Linked DNA regions of Mus musculus: region 1 is linked to region 2. Evidence: chromatin loops called from intact Hi-C (ENCODE). Cell type or tissue: left cerebral cortex. All regions are shown on one strand. Links, peaks and the distances in the headings refer to the core of each region. The heading gives the core; the rest is flanking DNA.

Region 1 (5,361 bases), core at 301-5,300, 87 kb after region 2:
ACACTGAATGAAAGAAAGGCAGAGCACGGGACATACTGACTCCCAGCCTCCTCCAGGGCCCTGATGCATCCCAGAACACTGTTCTCTGAGCTCTGGCTTCCAGAGACTTTGGACACCCACTGGAAACATCCATTTGGGAACATCTGTGGGTTTCACCATTATCTTTTCCTGCTTCAACACCCTGTCCATTCCCACCCCACCACCCCAAGATCAGCACATTGTTAGACGGAACCACCTAAATGAGCAGAACTGCCATGCTCATAGATTCTGCTCTAGCCCTGCCTGAACCTGAGAGACACTGGGCTGCAACTCAAAGGAGTAAGTAGTCTGGTACCAAGTGAGGGCAAAGAACAGACAGGACAACCTCAGCACGGCTGACACTGAGACACTGAGTGTATTCTCTCTGCTGCCTCTGTACGGTGGGGGCACTTGGATTCTTTGTTACTTTCTATTTTCTTCTTGTTCTGGGAAGAAATGGATCTCAGAAGCTCTTGGTGCCTCTTAAATCCTTTGAAATGAATCATTGTTTTTCTCATAGACTCAAAGACAATTGGCCTTTCCACCAAACCCTGTTCGGAGAGATCATTATAGCAGTGGTTCTCAACCTGTGTGTCTCAGCTCCTTTGGGGTCTAAATGACTCTTTTACAGGGCTCCCGTTTGACCACCAGAGAGCACAGCTATTTACATTATGATTCATCACAGTAGCAAATTACAGTTATGAAGTGGCAACAAAAATAATATCGGCAGCGTCATCACATCATGAGGTGTATTAAAGGGTGGCAACATCAGGAAGGCAGAGAATCACTGCTCTTTAGGATGTTCAAAGATGAGTTTGGCCAATGTCATGGATTTTTCTGGATGAGCGTACCCCTGTCCTGAGACTAGGATCACTCAAACTGCTTCCTCCCGAGAGTCGGACCCAGAACAAAGGAAGATTGTGCACACTGGGAAGCCAAGACTCGGAACCCATACTTTCACATTGACCAGGAAGAATCCACAGCCCACCCCAACCAGGACCTACTCCAGAAGGCTCCCTACCAGGTCTCACAGCCAGTGAAGAAGCACAGGTAGCTTGGCCCAGTTCGTTGGTGGCAGTGGCTGTGTAGCTCCCAGCATCGGCAGCCTGGGCCTCTCTGAGCAGCAGTGTGTGCCGTTCACCTTCAGCCCGGATGAGAAGACGACCCTCGCTGTGCAACATGGACCCATCCTTTTTCCAGGACACTGTGGGGAAGGAGGAAGAACCAGCTTGCTATGGCCACAAAGGGACTTCTGGGAGCTCTCATCCTTACCCCCACTCCACAGGAACATAGCTTATTCTTTCAAGACAGTGTTTCTCTGTGTAGTTCTGACTGTCCTGGAACTCGCTCTGTAGACCAGGCTGGCCTCGAACTCAGAAATCTGCCTGCCTCTGCCTCCCAAGTTCTGGGATTAAAGGTGTGCACCACCACTGCCTGGCTTCAATACTTTTTTAAAATAATTTTTTAAGTGAGACAGGGTTTTATGTAGCCCAGGCTCACTGTGTAGCTGGTATCAAGGATGCTCCACCGTATCACGCAGTACTGTAGGGCAAACTCAGAACCTTGTGTATGCTAGGCAAGCACCCTGCCAACAAAGTACATCTTCAGTCATCTTCCCTTGGGGGAATTTTGAGGAACCTGCCCTCACTCCAGAAGCTCGGCCACCACACTTCTGAGCTGGGGAGGTAGGGGACAATCTTCCAGAATACACCAGAGCCAGAGCAGCCCCATGGACGGACAATTCTCCCCTTCCCCACAAGAGGATTCCAGGAGACCTATCCTGTCCCCACACCACATGCTTGCCACCACAACCCGCCAGCCTCCAGCCCTCCCTGTAGCTCACCTTGGGGTGGGGGGTTGGCGGTGATGATACACTTAAGTAGCACGTCAGCTCCTGGCGCCACCACCATATTCTGCAGAGGGATCTCAAACACGGGTGCCTCCAGGGGCTCTTCCCCAGCGGACACATAGGAGTCGTCTGAGGACTCTGCCAGATACAGGAGCAGAGGGAGAGAGGGTAAGGGGACATGAGACTTGAAGGGTCATTGTTGTAGTGTCATTGGGGGGACATTTGTGGGGAGAGGGGATGTTGACAGTACAGAATCCTAGAAAACCAAAACCCAGCATGAGAAGTTTCTGGAAGACAGGGTCTGAAGGAAGCAAATGTTCTTAATCAGAACAGGGTGGCAGAGACCATACTTCCTTCCCAATTACTGCTGGCACAGGAGGGCACTGGTACGTGGAGTGGGTGTCTTCACATGAATGTCCTGGAAGATCTTTGAAAGCACTCTAGGGCTGGTGAGATGGCTCAGCGGGTAAGAGCACCCGACTGCTCTTCTGAAGGTCCTGAGTTCAATTCCCAGCAACCACATGGTGGCTCACAACCATCCCTAACAAGATCTGGCGCCCTCTTCTGGAGTGTCTGAAGACAGCTACAGTGTACTTACATATAATAAATAAATAAATCTTTAAAAAAGAAAAAGAAAAGAAAAAAGAAAGCACTCTAGGGGCCACGAGACTACCTAAGCACCAATGGGCAGAGAACAAACTACTAGCCACCTAAGACCTAACAGCAATCCTAGGTTCACAGGGAAATGTGGCGGGTGGGGCTGGGGAGATATTCAAACCTGTAAGGCCACCAGATTGCCCAAAGAGGCAGTGGTAGAGAGATCAGCCAGTCTTAGGAAACTCAGCTTTGATTCTGTCCCATCAGCAGATAGTAACACTATCTTCACTGAGCACAGAGAACCAGGAGTTCATCAGGAAATAAGACATGGTGCCTGCTTGTAGGATACTACAGAGAGATAAAGACCACACTGTTGTGGGTCTCACTAGATATCTTTTGAATGTGTGCTGGAGGTTGAGCTCAGAGCTTCGTGCATCCCGGACAAATGCCTTCCCACTGAGCTCTCCCTCTCTCCAGCTCCTTTCCCGGTATTTTCTACCTCTAACATTCTGTCAGCTAGATAAAGGACAAAGTAGGGCAGCAGCAAGGGCTGCGAAGACCCCAGGGTGGCTGCCTTCTTAACTATATCACCCTCAACAAATGAGACCGTCTCTCTGAGTCTCAGCTTTGTTATGGGGAAGACGGCAGGGTAGCATTCAGTGCTTTGTACAGCTGGTAAGCAGACAGAGAGGAGGTAACATCTCTATGGGTCTATTTGACACAACATCTGGGCCACTGTTGTGGGAACACAGTAATGGTGGTATGTACGATGGAGGGAACCTATACATGTCTAACGATTCTGAGGTGCTGACACACAAATGAAAAATAATTTTGATGGAGCAAATTACCAAGGCGGTTAAGTGCAATAATGCAGGTACAGGCAGGACCTGGGACACACTGGGGAAAGCAGCAGGGACTTAGGGACAGAAGCATTCTGCCTGTGATGTTGCTCATCAACCATAGGAATCAGTGAGGCAGGATGCAAGGATGGGGGACAGGGGAGGCTCAGTGTGGCCACAAAGGGGTAAGGAAACGGGGCCTGGGGGGCGACAGAGTAAAGGGTTAGGGAAGCTTCCGGGTTTTCAAGAATTTTAGACTGCCTGTCCCCACAAATGGATTGGGGGGCGGGGCATGAGAACGCCTAGGTTCCAGCCAGTGCCTCCTCCAGCTGATGGTCCTTGGCCCCACTGCCTAACAGTCCACTGGACCAGGGAGGCCCTCCAGCAGACACCCGGGCTTTGCTCACATCTCTGCCCCACTGAGCACTCACACTGCACCTCACCAGTAGCAGATCCTAACATGGTACTTTTACTCCAATCCCTGCCTGTATCAAAGCTAGAAGCCGCAAAACCGCTGTTCCCTGAGCTCTCTCAACCGGCGTTGGGGGACATTCTCAGCCATCTCAGTGCTCTTACCGAGCTCGGGGGAAGTAGGCCGAGCACGGCGACCTTTGCCTTGGCTGCGGGTCCCTCTGCGGTCCCAGGGCCCCCAGGGGCCATCCTCCTCAGGTCCTCTGCGAAGCCTCTTCTCAGCCTCGGGTCCCGCTCTATTCTTCTCCAAGGTTTGGGGCAGAACAGAGTCCTCCACTCCCGGAGTGGCCCAGGGCAGAAAGCGCACCGCTTGAGCAGGGGGTTCCCGCTTGCGACCGGAGGGGGCTTTTGTCCTGCTCTCCGGGGGATCCGCGGTGTAGGGCGGCACAGGGCTCCTGCACTCCTGGATGGCTCTGCTCCTGGTTAGCGGGAATTGGTCCCGACGCTTGATCTCCTGCTGCGGGCCTTCCCCCGGTTCAGTCCTGCCCACCGGCCCTCTGCTTCGGGGCCTCCCAGGCTCGTCCCCAGATTTGCCCGCACCACTAGGAGGCGGCGGCTGGGTGGCAGCCGGGCTCACAGCCCGTGAGGTCTTGGGTGTGGAAGGCCGGGAGAAGAGTGGGGGCTCGCCGGGCTCCCGAGGGGATGGGGCGCGCTGCAGCGTGGCACGCAGGGACTCGTGCGAACGCACCAGCTCCTCCCGCGACGTAGATCGGCGGATGCGACCCAGCTCCTGGGCGAAGCGGAGTTCGAGGTCCGAGGTTGCACTGCGTTGTCGCGTGCGTTCATCCAACGAGGCCGCCTTTTGCTGGAACAGGCGACGCCGCTCTGCCACACTGCCCCGAGGTGACCGCAGCTCCTCCTGCGAGGCCTCGGGTGTGCCCCACGCCGCACCGCCCTCGGACTTCGGCTGCTCCAGCGAGCGAGCCTTGCGCAGGGGCACCCAGGGCCGCAGGGGCGCTGGCGGCGAGTCGCTGCGCTCCAGGCTGCGTCGCCGCTCTTCGAAGAACTGTAGCTTGTCCAGGATGCGGGACCCCGCGCGCACCAGCCGGGGCGAGCGGCCCAATGCTGACAGGCGACCCGAAGCCTCGCTCAGTGGCGTCTGGGGCCGGGACTCCACTGTGCCCGCCAGCGACGGCCCGGATGACTTGGGCTTTTTCCCTCGCTTCTCTTCCGTGGTGGTGATGTCCTCAGGCAGCGAGGGCTCCTGAGCACGCCGATGGGGCGAAGTGGGAGTAGCTGGGGGCTGGGTACTAGGTCCTGGCAGAGCCCTCTTTCCCACCCGAGGAGATGGTGGGGGAAGCAAAGCGGATTTGGAGGGAGGTGGAAGGGCAGGGCGTGGACGAAGGGCATCACTGGCTGGCTGAGGCTGAAGGTCAGGCTCCTCTCTGTGCAATCCACTCGGAGGAATGCTGCTGCAGAACCAAGGCCGAGAGGGGTGGAGGACTCAGAGGGCCTTCCCTCCTAGACCCCCTAGCTTGTGAGAGGGATTGAGCAGTGGTGCATGCTGGGCAGGCTTGGGGTGACAAGGGCCAGATTTTCCTGCCCCACCCCCTCGAGGGCACAGCCAGAGCAGGTGCTGGGGAGAGG
Region 2 (5,361 bases), core at 255-5,254:
GACTGACTGGGGTCCGGGCAAAGTCTGCCGTGCGAAGGGGGCTGCTGGGCCGGAGAGACGGGTCTCTGTGCGACGGCGTCGTCGCCCCACCTCCGACACCGGCTGGCACTGCAGCTCCACAGACTCGCGCCCGGCTCGGGGAAGGGAAAGGAGCAGGAGCTCGGGCTGTCCCGGAGCCGCGGCCCCATGCCCTGAGCCCGCTGGCGGCCTTTGGTGCTGATGGACAGCTCCGGCCTCTGCTCCTGACGTCACTCAGGGTGCACCATCCTGGCAGGGGCGGGCTGCTTCTGACGTCATCCGGGACGCACCAACCACGCAGGGGGGAGACAGGGGACTCCGCCCCCGGCGTCTGCCTCTCCGGCGCTGAGGAGGGGGCACTTCCGGGGGTCCTTCCCCTTTAACCTCCTCCCCTTCGTCCCTCTCCGCTAGCTGACGGCTAGACCCCACCTCGGGGGCGGGGCCCTGTCGGTGACACGTCGGACAGCGGCCGCCTTGGAGGCCCGGGCGCGCAGTGCTGCTCTAAGGGCGGCCGACCCGCCCGGGGATTCCGGGCTTGAGCTCCTACCTCTGCTCGGCGGGGAGGGAGCGGGCCCGCCTGCTGGGCCTGGGCCCTCCGGATCCGCCCCCTCTTCGGTCCCGCCCCCTCGGAGCCGCCTCGGGCTACGCGGGGGCCGGGGACCCGCTGTCGGGACGCCATGCGGGCGTCGCTGCTGCTGTCCGTGCTGCGGCCCGCGGGGCCCGTGGCCGTGGGCATCTCTCTGGGCTTCACCCTGAGCCTGCTCAGCGTCACCTGGGTGGAGGAGCCTTGCGGACCCGGGCCGCCCCAACCCGGAGACTCTGAGCTGCCGCCGCGCGGCAACACCAACGCGGCGCGCCGGCCCAACTCGGTGCAGCCCGGATCCGAGCGCGAGAGGCCCGGGGCCGGCGCAGGCACCGGTGAGAGCTGGGAGCCTCGTGTCTTGCCCTACCATCCCGCGCAGCCAGGCCAGGCCACCAAGAAGGCCGTCAGGTACTGATCCACTCCGTCCGCCCTAACACCCCCCCCCCCCCCCCCGCAGGCACCAGCCAGGATGCGCGCGCTAGGGAGGCCGCCAGAGGCCGGGTCAGGCTCCGGAAGGAAGGGGCCGGCCGGCCAGGAAGTCCTTGGGCCTCGATTACTTCCTATGACCCTGCTTGCAGGGAGACAGAGGGCCAGTTTGAAGCTTTTTCTGGATCCCGTCCGGATCTGAGCTGAGCTAAACCGACTCCACCCAATTATACTCCAAAGACCCTCTTAGCCCCCCACTGGTCTGTTTAGGATTAGAAAAATGAGTGTTAAAGAGGATAAGTGTATAAAGAGGGGGAAAGAAAAAGGAGGGAACTGGAATTTACCTGTATTTCATTCCTAGATGGGTTTCAAGGGCCACCTTGGGATGAGATGGGAGAGGGAGGAATGTACTCATCACATTGATGTCTCTGCCCACGCATTGAAGTAATTTCTTCTAAGTAACAGTGAATTCCAGTTGTACAACTTACCTTCTACCTTAGGAAGGTGAGTCACTGCCTTAGTTTGCCCCTCTCCAAAAGACATTCTCTACACCACTATGCCGTATGCTTCTACACATCATTTATAGGACATATTGGGGGGGCGGGGCTGACAGCATATTCATGTTGCAGGGAGCATCTGCAACAGTGTGCCAAGCATGTTACTGTTTAAGTGCAATCTGTCCCATTTTACAGATGGCACCGATTAAGTAACATGTTCAGGGACACAGCCACTAGGTTGTGAAATCTGGAAGTAGATCTAGTGTATCTCTTACCTGCATCTGCCTTGGAAGTGCTGTCTCCTAGATGCAACACTTTCTGTGAGACCAGTATATCACTTAAATCATGTCTCGTGGGAGAGACAGTCTTATCCTCCCGTTCGTGGGTGCCAAACAGGTCCAGAGGAGAACTAACAAGTGAAGCTGTGTGCTATCTTGTTCCTAACTGTCTTTTCCCAGAACTCGGTATATCAGCACGGAGCTGGGCATCAGGCAGAAGCTTCTGGTGGCAGTGCTGACCTCACAAGCCACGTTGCCTACACTGGGTGTGGCTGTAAACCGAACTCTGGGACACCGACTGGAGCATGTAGTGTTCCTGACCGGTGCGAGGGGCCGCCGGACACCTTCAGGCATGGCGGTGGTGGCACTGGGCGAAGAGAGGCCCATCGGACACCTGCACCTGGCGCTGCGCCACCTGCTGGAGCAACACGGCGATGACTTTGACTGGTTTTTCCTAGTGCCTGATGCCACCTATACTGAAGCGCATGGACTGGACCGCCTAGCTGGCCACCTCAGCCTTGCTTCAGCAACCCATCTCTATCTTGGCCGGCCGCAGGACTTCATCGGTGGAGATACTACCCCAGGCCGCTACTGCCACGGGGGCTTTGGAGTCTTGCTCTCTCGCACACTGCTACAGCAACTGCGCCCCCACCTGGAAAGCTGCCGCAACGACATCGTCAGTGCTCGCCCGGATGAGTGGTTGGGCCGCTGCATCCTTGATGCCACAGGCGTGGGCTGTACTGGTGACCACGAGGTAGGAAGATAAGCCTCCCAATTAGTGTCTCCTCTCAGAGCTTGCTTATTTCCCCAGGAGAGGTATGGGGTAATGGAGATAGAGGTTGGGGTTTTCTCTGTTAATCTATCTTTTTTTTTTTTTAAATCCCAGTGGCTCTAGGTAAATTACTAGATCTGAGCTTCAGCAGCCTCGTGCATGCTAATGGAAACAATTATTAGGCAGGGCCGTATAAGGATTAGGGAAAAGTAAGAGATCCTTACACACAATATATATTCAGTGTCAGCTATTTTATTTAGCTCTCTGGACACCTCTGAGGCAGCTTTCACAGATGAGCTCACAGAGACCTGACCAGGCTTGTACAACATCAGCTGGTCAAATAGACTTCAAATCCACAGAACTCTGACTTTCCAAGTCCATAACTGGTTATAGGATTTGAAGATGAGACACCAGCTAAGAGAGGGAGGAAGGTCAGTCAGCTCTGTTGTTGTTCCCATTCTGAATGCTTCCTTTCCTCCCTCCCCAGGGAATGCACTACAACTACCTGGAACTGAGCCCCGGGGAGCCTGTGCAGGAGGGGGACCCTCGTTTCCGCAGCGCCTTGACAGCCCATCCCGTGCGTGACCCTGTGCACATGTACCAGCTGCACAAAGCTTTTGCCCGCGCTGAGCTGGACCGCACGTACCAGGAGATTCAAGAATTGCAGGTACAGGCCTGGGCTTAGGGAGTCAAGGGATTAGGGGGAGCAGGTCCTGAGAGACCCCGGGAATAAAAAGTCAGTGATAGAGTCATAGAGCAAACCCACTGCCAGGGCTTTGACCTTTGTGAAACCTCCAGGAATCCCCCCTTTCAACTTTTAAACTGTCTTAATCTGTGAAGAAACTGCGCGCGCATGCGCGTGCGTGGGGGGGTGGGGGGCTTGGGTTTCCGGTAAGCTGCAGGTCCTCTCTGAGTATCACTGCCTGCCCACAGAGTCTCTAGTTGTATACTGGCTCTGTGACCCCGTACTTTGCTCATGGCCCCTTTTTCCCCTGCCCAGTGGGAGATCCAGAATACCAGCCGACTGGCTGCTGATGGGGAGAGAGCCTCTGCCTGGCCAGTGGGCATCCCAGCACCGTCTCGCCCTGCCTCACGCTTTGAGGTTCTGCGCTGGGACTACTTCACAGAACAATACGCGTTCTCCTGCGCCGATGGCTCTCCCCGCTGCCCGTTGCGTGGGGCCGACCAGGCTGATGTGGCTGACGTCCTGGGGACAGCCTTAGAGGAGCTCAACCGCCGTTACCAGCCAGCGCTGCAGCTCCAGAAGCAACAGCTGGTGAACGGCTACCGGCGTTTTGATCCAGCCCGAGGCATGGAGTACACACTAGACCTGCAGCTGGAAGCGCTGACACCCCAGGGTGGCCGCTGGCCCCTCACCCGCAGGGTGCAGCTCCTTCGGCCCTTGAGCCGAGTGGAGATCTTGCCTGTACCCTATGTCACCGAGGCTTCTCGGCTCACTGTGCTACTGCCGCTGGCTGCAGCGGAACGAGACCTGGCTTCTGGCTTCTTAGAAGCCTTTGCCACTGCAGCCCTGGAACCTGGTGATGCAGCAGCCTTGACCCTGCTGCTGCTGTATGAGCCACGCCAGGCCCAGCGGGCAGCCCACTCAGACGTCTTCGCACCTGTCAAGGCCCACGTGGCAGAGCTAGAGCGGCGTTTCCCTGGTGCCCGGGTGCCCTGGCTCAGTGTGCAGACAGCAGCGCCCTCTCCACTGCGTCTCATGGATCTGCTGTCCAAGAAGCACCCACTAGACACTCTGTTCCTGCTGGCCGGGCCAGACACGGTACTCACACCTGATTTCCTGAACCGCTGCCGCATGCATGCCATCTCTGGCTGGCAGGCCTTCTTCCCCATGCACTTCCAGGCCTTCCACCCTGCTGTGGCTCCACCTCAGGGCCCTGGGCCACCAGAGCTGGGCCGTGACACCGGTCACTTTGATCGCCAGGCTGCCAGTGAGGCATGCTTCTACAACTCCGACTATGTGGCGGCCCGTGGCCGGCTGGTGGCGGCCTCGGAGCAGGAGGAGGAGCTGCTGGAGAGCCTGGATGTGTACGAGTTGTTTCTGCGCTTCTCCAACTTGCACGTGCTGAGAGCAGTAGAGCCAGCCTTGCTGCAGCGCTACCGGGCCCAGCCGTGCAGTGCACGGCTCAGTGAAGACCTTTACCACCGCTGTCGCCAGAGCGTACTTGAGGGCCTTGGCTCCCGCACCCAGCTTGCCATGCTGCTCTTTGAGCAGGAACAGGGGAACAGCACCTAAGCCCCTGCACCTGTCCCTGCTCTTCCCCAGGAACCTGGAGCCACGTGCCAGCCTCGCTGGACAGGGCTGGCTGTAGCCTCAGTCCCTAGGGCAGCCCACTGGTCCCTTGTCTCTTGCTTTGTTGGACCCATGGGCTCAGGACAAGCCCTGAGACAGATGCCCTAGAGCCATCCTTTCTTGTCCAGTCCCCCTGCCCCCTTGACGCTGCTGATTCAGGCTGTGGCCTCTGTTTATGCCTGACGCCAGCCTTGCCTCCTGGGCTCCTGTCCTGGGAGCTGGGCTGTAGATGGATTGTTGGAGGAGGTGAAGCTGAGAAAGGAGGGGTACGTTATCTACTGCCTTCTCCCTTCTGGATCCACGATAAAGCTCTGGCTTTAATAAACTGGTTAAGTGTAGAATAATGAGTGGAAACTGGTAATTTAGTGTTGGCAAGGTAGGCATGGGAGGACCGACCCCTAAGGATGGAGGAACCCTGGGTCTGGAGCCTTCTTTTCCTGTTACAGGGATCAAGTCAGATAGATGCCCAGCCT

The links. Hi-C counts contacts between places; a loop is a spot of excess contacts. Peaks named below come from ENCODE experiments on the same cell type or tissue, not always from the same donor. Only the 100,000 strongest peaks of a DNase experiment are listed, where the experiment ranks them.
Region 1: a loop joins it to region 2, with 2.1 times the contacts of the local background. A loop is called at or near these places in 1 of 42 quality-filtered maps.

What each region holds. Positions count from the first base shown.
Region 1 is chr1:75,387,623-75,392,983 of GRCm38, reverse strand. Speg (SPEG complex locus) reads right to left here. Exons shown (of 41, transcript NM_007463.4): 4 at 3,880-5,186; 5 at 1,862-2,005; 6 at 1,040-1,222. Among named protein-coding and RNA genes, the nearest start is that of Speg, 15 kb to the right of the region's middle. In left cerebral cortex, for the core only: CTCF peaks have their summits at 2,384 (motif pointing left) and 4,288 (motif pointing right); DNase peaks (open chromatin) are centred at 3,337, 3,818, 4,388 and 4,776; H3K4me3 peaks cover 2,298 bases; H3K27ac peaks cover 1,877 bases.
Region 2 is chr1:75,474,440-75,479,800 of GRCm38, reverse strand. It overlaps Chpf (chondroitin polymerizing factor), which reads left to right and starts at 330. Exons shown (of 4, transcript NM_001001566.3): 1 at 330-1,009; 2 at 1,983-2,556; 3 at 3,062-3,241; 4 at 3,575-5,232. The coding sequence starts at 696. The coding sequence ends at 4,831. It overlaps Tmem198 (transmembrane protein 198), which reads right to left and starts at 269. Exons shown (of 5, transcript NM_177056.4): 1 at 1-269. In left cerebral cortex, for the core only: CTCF peaks have their summits at 2,168 (motif pointing left) and 2,416; DNase peaks (open chromatin) are centred at 1,669, 2,246, 2,418, 3,097 and 2 more places; H3K4me3 peaks cover 2,507 bases; H3K27ac peaks cover 1,204 bases.